2 separate regions of the Homo sapiens genome follow, and region 1 is linked to region 2. The links are chromatin contacts, found by Hi-C or POLR2A ChIA-PET in ENCODE. All regions are on one chromosome and are shown on one strand. Each heading gives the region's core, a stretch centred on a gene start or an enhancer-like site at or near the end of the contact. The rest is flanking DNA. Distances are from core to core; before and after follow the strand shown. Region 1 overlaps ABCA4 (ATP binding cassette subfamily A member 4). Region 2 overlaps ARHGAP29-AS1 (ARHGAP29 antisense RNA 1).

The links. A loop is a pair of places that touch in the nucleus more often than their neighbours do. ChIA-PET counts read pairs that join two places held with the same protein, here RNA polymerase II (POLR2A). Pooled maps may share reads with other maps.
Region 1: a pooled map shows a loop between it and region 2 (2.5-fold over the local background). The contact joins two enhancer-like sites. A Hi-C loop is called at or near these places in 5 of 50 pooled maps. POLR2A ChIA-PET finds 5 or more read pairs at or near these places in 2 of 52 experiments (H1 and HCT116).

The regions. Positions count from the first base shown.
Region 1 is chr1:94,036,546-94,040,779 of GRCh38, reverse strand. It overlaps ABCA4 (ATP binding cassette subfamily A member 4), which reads left to right. Exons shown (of 50, transcript NM_000350.3): 24 at 653-737; 25 at 3,430-3,635; 26 at 3,992-4,040. Among named protein-coding and RNA genes, the nearest start is that of ABCA4, 82 kb to the left of the region's middle. RefSeq lists an enhancer at 2,949-4,148. Within about 2 kb of position 2,984, at least 4 of the 41 ENCODE cell types and tissues checked have a DNase peak (open chromatin) inside an H3K27ac peak, as active enhancers do.
Region 2 is chr1:94,282,406-94,287,638 of GRCh38, reverse strand. The region is part of intron 2 of ARHGAP29-AS1 (ARHGAP29 antisense RNA 1); the gene reads right to left. It also overlaps a transcript of ARHGAP29 not described here. Among named protein-coding and RNA genes, the nearest start is that of ARHGAP29-AS1, 37 kb to the right of the region's middle. RefSeq lists an enhancer at 2,995-3,054. Within about 2 kb of position 2,143, at least 4 of the 41 ENCODE cell types and tissues checked have a DNase peak (open chromatin) inside an H3K27ac peak, as active enhancers do.

The sequences.
Region 1 (4,234 bases), core at 1,735-4,234, 250 kb after region 2:
AAAAGTACCAACCAGCAGAGACCACTTCAGCACATCAGGAGACCCAGTTTTATGTCTGTGCTGCGAAGTGAACAAACTGTGTCATCCTAGGCAAATTATTTAATTCCTCCTTTTTTTTAGTATTTTTTTCTTCTTCACATGGAACATGAAGCTAATGACCTCTGCTTCTATTTCTTAGGGATGTGAAGATAAGTGAGATAAAGTATTATAAATGTGCTCTGGGCTTCTTAAGAACAGGCATTGCTCACATTCAAATGGTCATGATTATGATATGGCAGCATTATTTATGCCTCTGGTTTAAGTGTCTGGCTGCCGCTGGGGTTTCCTATGTCCATCCACGGGGAGGGAGGCACAGAATGTCTCCCACAGGCAGAACCTACAGCTGCCACATAATTGATGACAAGCCAAAGGGACCCTTGGAGGTTCTGCTCCTCTCTGTGTGTGACTCACACACTCTCTAGGATAAAATCAAGCGACTACACCCTCAAAATGCTCAGATGAATTAACAGATTAAACAGTGAAGAAAAAAATGTGTTGACTACACTTGGCAGTGAGAAATAAATAAAGCGGGCGGTGACAGCAGCTGGCATCAGGGAGAGGCTGTCATGGAAGGGATGTGCATCTTGTCAGTCATCCCATCCATCTGTTGCAGGGGACCTGCAGCTGCTCGTCTAAGGGTTTCTCCACCACGTGTCCAGCCCACGTCGATGACCTAACTCCAGAACAAGTCCTGGATGGTAAGGACTGGACGGGCCATACTTGGGTTCCGTCTGGCAGCCATCTCCCAGTATTGCTGGGTGTGTCCTGTTGTGATGCATTTTAATGGGAGCAAAGAGAACACTGGGTACTTCTGCAGGTCACACAGTTGTTCTTTTGCTTTGAGCTTCTTTCTCCTCTTCCTTCTTCCTTCATTCCCAAAGGGATTTTAAAAGTCATGCACCTAAAGGCCCTCTCCCTTTAATGAGGAATACACTCTGTGCTCTTACCCTTAGTAAGCCATCATTCCTGGGGTCCCCCTGCCCTGGCTCCAGGCCACATTCCTTAGTGTCTGGGGAGAGCTTCTTCTACATGTGTGCCGTGGCGCCCTCTAGTGGAAGCATGGTGATGCACGGCTCTTCCAGTGAATTCGTGGAGTCAGAGATTGCACATGTGGATGGCAAGTCTGGAAATAGCATACACCCCTGTTATACTCCTGATTCTCCCCTCAGCTTCCCAATTTCCCAGTGATTCTCCCTTTAATTAGGATGCACTGAAGCTCTCAGGGGTGCCCCCATCTCCAAGGAGCTGCAGTGGAGAGGCTATCCCCTCTCTATGTGAGAGAATGTGTGAGAAGCGTATTCCCACACAGGAGCAAAACTAAACTTACGTACTGATGCAGGTTAATGAATGGGGAAAGTATCTGCTTATCAAAGAAAAGGCATATTTTTCTATTTAGCACAAACTTTTTCAAATGTTAAGAATTTACTAACTGAAATCTGGTGAAGCAAGAGAACCGGGCAATATTTGCGTTGTCTGATCATTACAACTGGAGGGAACATGCTCAGAGAGGCATCATCACTGTTCATGCACCTGCCCTCTCTTTACACTGAGAGACCCTGTGATGAACAGAAAACATCTTTTTAGGATGACATCTCTGGGTCTTTCTCCTAGCCTGCCTTGCTGTGGGTACCTATCTCCCTGCTCTCTGAACCTTGGTCAAGAAGTTTATATTTGTTTTAAATTGATACTAATATGTTAAGTTACTGTGATTTGCCAAAATCAGATTGGAAACAGGGCCTGCATGGCTGAATGATTCTTTTTTTTAAATTACTTTATTTCTAAATAAAGGTTTTCTTTGTATAGAATCGGGATGCTGTGAATGGTGGGAAATGCACTAAATAGTTATGCCCCAAATAAGAAAGGGAAAATCATTTGAATCCCCAGTTAGCTCCTTGAAAGTCTTTTCACTTAAACACACCCACATACCACACACACACTCACAGACCTCCCTCCCAGATGCCCAAAGCCCTGCTGACCTACAGAGCTACTTCTGGAAAGGCTGACACATGCCTAAGACACAATTCCTGGGAATCCAGCAGCTTTGGGTTCAATTTCCTTCCTAAAAGAACAATGAATATGACCCCTGGAGAGCTATTAGGGCAGAGCTGCTTCCTTAACGTAAAGGACTCTCCAGCCTCCGTATGAAGTCATCTCAGAGCTAAAGACAATCAAGTCCAACTTGCAGATTTGACATAAAGCAAGACTTCCAATCCGGCTAGGCAGAAGGATTTTGGTTGAAAACCATGAAATCCCTTCATATGGATCATTTTTTAAACAACAAAAAAAGAAAAGAACCTACTGGGTGTCCACAACTCTGAGAGCTGCTTTCTGAAGAGTCATGTTTTGAGTCCTGGAATCCCTCTCCCTTTGACCTGCCTCTCAAGACAATGTGCGAGAGAACTCTCTCTTCAAGTGCATGCAAGTGAGGTTTTCACAGTTAGATTTTTAATTTTAAAGTAATACACATTTGTACATAAAATTCAATTCTGACTGTATACATGTGTCAGATAAACAGTTGATACCTGACACTTGTTCACAGTCTATGATACGCACCGCATATCCTACCCTCTCCCCCAGCCTCTCTCCATGGCTTCTCAACCCCCCCTCTGCATTTCCTGTGACCTGAGGATTCAGTTTTGTTTGTGGAGGCAGGTGCAATCCCAAGAGAAACTGTGCAATCTTCTGAGAAGTTAGAGTAGGCATGTGTGTGTGATTTAGGGAAGGTACTTCTCACTCAGCTTGGTCACCGGTTCCAGGTTTGTGTCTTGGGCAAGTCCCCCATAGCTGGTGACAGACCAGAAAAATGAAAACAACTTTGACTTAGCCCTCAAGTTTTCAGTGAATGAGAATGAAAAACAACCATGAGTAAGAGATTTCTTACCGAGATGATGTAAAGGATAATAATAGCAGCCAGCACTCACCTATGTGCCAGGTATTTCTCTAACTGCTTTGTGTAGTTTGACTCATCCAGTCCTCAAAAACAACAATGAAGTGGATACCAGTATTTTCCCCTTTTCACAGATGAGGAAAGTCTAATGTGACCCACCCAACATAACATAGTTTGAGGGGACAGAGCATTTCGTTGAACAGAGGAGGAACTGGCACAGGAAAGTTGCATGACCCCCCCACCAACCTCCGCCCCCAGGTTGCACAGCTAGCTAGTCGGGAGGACTTTGCTTCCGTTTCCCTCTGCCTCTCAATGATGATCTCAGGGCCAACTAAGCTAAAAGCAGACTTGATGGAGCATCAGTCCTCTGAAAGAGTCACTGCCGAGATACAAAATACCTCTTCTTCAAAGGGGAAGTGGAGAGAAGTAGGAAATCTGGGTAACCTCACAGTCTTCCAGTTTCTGGAAAACAGAGCTGGCATCAGTCTTTTTTCTTGTCCTAGGGGATGTAAATGAGCTGATGGATGTAGTTCTCCACCATGTTCCAGAGGCAAAGCTGGTGGAGTGCATTGGTCAAGAACTTATCTTCCTTCTTCCAAATAAGAACTTCAAGCACAGAGCATATGCCAGCCTTTTCAGAGAGCTGGAGGAGACGCTGGCTGACCTTGGTCTCAGCAGTTTTGGAATTTCTGACACTCCCCTGGAAGAGGTAAAGTAGAGATTCCAGCTGGTTTCTGTCAAGTGCCAGAAGTGGCGGTTCTTTGAAAAAGTCTAACATTAGAGCAAAGTTTTGTAAAAGCAAAAAGCCATCGTTCCCCACCCAAGCATAGCAACTATCTTTATTTTTGGCATAGTTCCCCCATCTCTGCATGCATACAAATTTTATGTACTTGTGGTTACTGTGTGCTTACGTTTTTGTATTTATAGAAGATGATGTTCTCAGATAGAGTCGTAATGGATTTTCTTCCCATTATGAAGCAATACCCAACAAAACAGAGCTTGGGTTAGATTTTTCTGAGAATAAGAATGACTAAACAAAATTCTCTCTTTTTTTCTTCTTGACAGATTTTTCTGAAGGTCACGGAGGATTCTGATTCAGGACCTCTGTTTGCGGGTATGGTGCTGGAGCCAGTGGCTTGTTCCCTTCCTTGCCTCCCTCCCAAGTTCCATCTCGAAAGTCTAAGGGGCTGGGCACAGTGGCTCATGCCTGTAATCCCAGCAATTTGGGAGGCCAAGGCAGATGGACCACCTGAGTTCGAGACCAGCCTGGCCAACATGGTGAAACCCCATCTGTACTAAAAATACAAA
Region 2 (5,233 bases), core at 894-3,393:
ATTAGGAGAAATACCTAATGTAAATGACGAGTTAATGGGTGCAGCAAACCAACATTGCACATGTATACCTATGTAACAAACCTGCAAGTTGTGCACATGTATCCTAGAACTTAAAGTATAATAATAATAATAATAATAATAGTAAAAGAGGTTTAATTGACTCACAGTTCCAGATGGCTGAGGAGGCCTCAGGAAACTTACAATCATGGTGGAAGGGAAAGGGGAAGCAAAGAACTTCTTCATAGCAGGAAAGACAGAGCTAGCAAGAGCAGGGAAAACTGCCTTATAAAACCATCAGATCTCTGAGAAGTTACTCACTATCATGAGAACACAATGGGGGAAACCGCCCCCATAATCCAATCATCTCCCTCCCTCAATATGTGGGGATTACAATTCCAGATGAGATTTGGGTGGGGCCACAGAGCCAAACCATATCAGTATTCTTTGTAATATCCTTTATAATAAACCAGTAAACGAAAGTGTTTACTTGAGTTCTGGGAGCCACTCCAGCAAATTAATCAAACTCAAAGAGGGTAGTGGAAACCTCAACTTGAGCCAGTCAATCAGAAGTTCCAGAGCCCTGGACTTGTGACTGTTGTCTGGTGGGTGTGGCAGGATGTACTGGGGACTGAGCCCTTAACCTGTGGGATCTAATGCTACCTCCAGGTTGATAGTGTCGTAATGCTATCTCCAGGTTGATAGTGTTGGAATTGAATTGGAGGACACCCAGTGATTGTGATTGTTGTGTGAGAGCAGAGGAAAATGCAGTTTGAGTTTTTCCACATTTACCATACCATATTCCACTTTCCCAGTCACTGGTACCCAACTTTCTGAGATCATCTTTGACTTCTAACATACCAAGTCATTTGATCACCAAAGACCTTGTTTATTCTATTTCCTTCTTAATTTTTCTGAAATCTATTCATCCTCTCTGTTTCTTCTGACCTCACTTTTAAAATTTATTTATTTTTGAGACAGGGTCTCACTCTGTCACCCAGGCTGGAGTGCAGTGCCATAATCTCAACTCACTGCAGCTTCAACCTTCCAGTCTCAGGTGATCCTCCCACTTCAGCCTCTCGAGTAGCTGGGACTACAGTTGTGCATCACCACGCCTGGCTAATTTTTGTATTTTTTGTAGAGATAGGGTTTTACCATGTTGCCCAGGCTGGTCTTGAACTCCTGGTCTCAAGTGATCCTCCTGCCTTGGCCTCCCAAAATGCTGGGATTATAGGCATGAGCCACCATGCTCAGACTAAATTTTTTCTTATTTTCAATCCATAGTATATGTTATGGGTTGAATATTTTTGCCTTTCCCAAATTCATATGTTGAAGCCCTAAACCCCTAATGTGACTGTATTTTTAGGCCATAATTATAGTTAAATGAGGTAATAAGAGTGGGGCTGATAGTGTTGGTGGCCTTATAAAAAGAGGAAGAAATCTTTCTCTGCCATGTGAGGACACAGCAAGAAGGCAGCCATCTGCAAGCCAGGAAGAGAACCCTCAACAGACCCTGACCATGCTGGCACTCTAATGTAAGACTTCCAGCCCTCATAACTGTGAAGAAGTAAATTTCTGTTCTAAGCTACTCAGTACATAATATTTTATTAGGGAAGCCCACGCTGACTAAGACAGTGTATTACTTGCTGTCTCCTAGAACAAGTCATGTTCTTTCAAAATATTTTGTCTCTGTGTGCTTGCCTTTCCACCAACTGCTCACTGGGGCTTGAATGTAGTTCTTTTTTTTTTTCTTTTTTTTTTTTTTTTTGAGACAGAGTCTTGCTCTGTCATCAGGCTGGAGTATAGTGGCGCAATCTTGGCTCACTGCAACCTCCGCCTCCCGGGTTCAAGTGATTCTCCTGCCTTAGCCTCCCAAGTAGCTGGGATTACAGGCACATGCCACCATGCCTAGCTAATTTTTGTATTTTTAGTAGAGACTGGGTTTCACCATGTTGGCCAGGATGGTCTCCATCTCCTGACCTCATGATCCACCCACTTTGGCCTCCCAAAATGCTGGGATTACAGGCGAATGTACTTCTTTTTCTCTACACCAGTACATTCCCTCTCCTTCTTCATGTGCAAACACTCATTCATCTTTTAGGAATCAATTTATGACTCACTTCCTCCAGAATGCCTTCATTGACCCTTCCAGGCTGATATTCTTCCTCCTTATATCCATAGCTTCCTGAGCTTAACTTTATTACAGCTCTTATCATGCTCTATTATAATTCCCTATTAACTAATCTGTCTCTCACACTAGCTTGTGAGACCTTTGAGACCGGGACTGTATTTTTTTTTTTTAACCTGTATCTGCAGGAGTGAACATAGCACTCAACTCATTGTTGATGCTCAATGTGTTTTTGTGGAATGAATGACTGAAACTCATGACTGCCTCGTTCCATACTCAATCTACAGTCAACAAAACACACTGTCCAACTCTATTCATTGCCTTGTGACACAGCTGGTTGTGAATGTGCGACTCTCACTCATGAAATTATGAACAGCTGGAAGACAATCATTTTTATGTTTTGTTTTTGTATCAGCCATGACACCTCACTCTGTGCCTTGTACATGTTAGGTAGACAATAATTTTTTTGTTAAAGAAATAAGTACAGTTGACAAAAAAGCTAATGCACTCTAAGCCTTCATTAACAGATGTTCAGTGTAAAAAGAGTGTTTGTACTCCTAATAACTCTTATGTGGATCGGATCACATCTGAAGTATTGTGTTCAATGCTGGGCAACCACCATACATTCCTTCCTTCAACATATGTTTATGGAGTGCCTACTCTATGCCACTATCTTTCTTCTGTGCCCAAGGCTTAGAAATCAAAGAAACTTAGGTTTTGTCACTTAAACTGTGTGTACTAGACAGGATTGGCTAGATTTTGTTATAGAAACAAACAATCTCGGAGTATCAGTGGCTTACCACATCCTAGTTTTGTTTCTCTTTCATGCTTTATGTCTGTCATGGGCTGAATGCGGCTTTACTCCACACAGTATTCACTCCAGGACCCAAGTTGCCTCCATCTGGAACATTGCTGATTTCACAGCAGACAGAAGGCATAGCCAACCATGCATTGGCTCTTAAAACTTCTGTCCAGAAGTAACACACATCATTTCTGCTCACATTTCATTGGCCAAAGTCAGTGCTATGACCATGCCTGGATTCACACAAAGAGGGGCAAATAGGGTGAACAGTAATATAATCTACTACACTATGTGATCTAACCTGTTCAAGTCCCCATTTTATCATTTGTAAAATTATAACAATAATCTCTGCAATGAAGACTGAGGTAAGGATGCAAAATAAGGTATGTAAAGTGTTTGGCACATTGTAATCTGTCAGGAAATTGTAGCTATTTCAATTTAAATTCTATTTAAAAGTTTAAAAACTCTGATACTCAGCATAAGAAATTACTATAAGTAAAGCTCTCTAAACACTTAACAGTAAAGTAAATTAGTTCTCCCTTCCTTTGAATTTTTTCTCTGAAAACCCACTTAAACTGTCTGAATTGTGTTTCCAGCCCTGGCTTGATGGTTTTTTTTTTTTTTTCCCATTTCTGCCTTTCAACTTTTTGCCAGAATCAACATAACCTAAGAAGAAATAGATTGGGTGAAAATTCTGTGATTTATTGTTCATTTTTTTCATGTTCAAGATCTGTTTTTCAAACAAGTAAGCAACTGAGTACAAGACCATTTTTCACACTTAATTGCATCACTAGAAACTAGCTCTATTCCCCATCCAGAAAATCTCTGGGTACCGATAAAGATGTTTGGAAATGGGATTGGGACTTTATGCTATCATTTGATAGTATCCACTGATTTTCTAAGTTTATAGCTACATTTTAGCAATATTTATTTTTAAATGCACCTTGTTTGTTTGTTAAACTTCATACCATTTTCTGCTAAATTATGCAACAGCAAAGAGCATGATGGTATGACTTAACATACAGAGTTACACTGATCCTGGTAATATTGCTTCCAGATTCATCCACTAAAAACTGAGTGCAATAATAATTTACTGCTTTTTCATCACTCTCCCTAGAATGACTAAAAGAAATTCTATATGCAGAGTTGAACATTCTTTCCATGAGGTAATCGATTCTAGTTCTTTTAAATATTTGGTAACCATTTGAGTTATCAAATATGATTTTTTAAAAAATAATTATTGAACTGGGGGCATTTTAAAATAAGTCTTTGAAATCTATTATATACCTCATTTGAAGTCAGGGACAGGAGTGGTGCTTGGGAGTCACAAGGGTAGCACCTTCCAAGACTTCTCTAAACCACTCAGCAGCCCTGTGAGCCATGTGTGCATGGTAACCAGGTTACCCCTCAGCAATGTCATCTTGTGCAGAATATCCTTAATGATGGCACAGTGTTTAGAAGATAGAAAGCAATGGTACCCAGGTGGCCGTTCAAACTAATGGCTGGTTACTTGCTACAAAAACAGAGAGCCTCCCTGTTTATAATCTCATTAAAATATACTCAATAAAAAATCTTACAGAGTTGGCGTTGGCAGTTTAGAATAATGGTTTTATGTATTTTTTTTCCTTAAGGTTAAAAAAATGTTGCTGACTGTTGGTCTGTGTCTTTGCTAAACTTTATAACTTGGTATTTATCTATAAAGCTCTAAATACTAGGGCCAAGACTCTCAAGAGAGAGTAGGAGGGATAGGAGGGAAAGACATCCTTCCTTACTCACAGAGGGAGAAACACTAATTTGAACTAGACTTGAGTTATTTAGATTCACTCAGATCTAAAGTCCTTATTTTTGCCTGGAGACAAACCACATAGAGAAGGGAATCATCTTAATCAGCTTAAGCATGGCCCATTCTTGGTTCTTCTTCTGCAGTATGAAGCAGTCCATAGCTCTCTAAGCTGCCAGGCTTCCCCTCTCATCATCCAGAAGAAAACCTCAGGGCCATGGACCTCTAGGCAGAAGAGAAGAGGGTTAGAGGCCCTGACAGATACTATGGGGCTCTCAAATCTCATTCCCTCCTTTTTTACTTCTCTTCCATTTTTACTACTCATTGGCAAAAATACACTTTGACCACGTGTGGTCATGCCTGTAATGTGGCTCATGCCTGTAATCCCAGCACTTTCGGAGGCCTAGATGGGAGGATCGCTTGAGGCCAGGAGGGTTGGGCAACATGGCAAAACCTTCTCTCTACAAAAAATACAAAAATTAACTGGGCTTGGTGACATGCGCCTTTAGTCCTAGCTGCCTGGGAG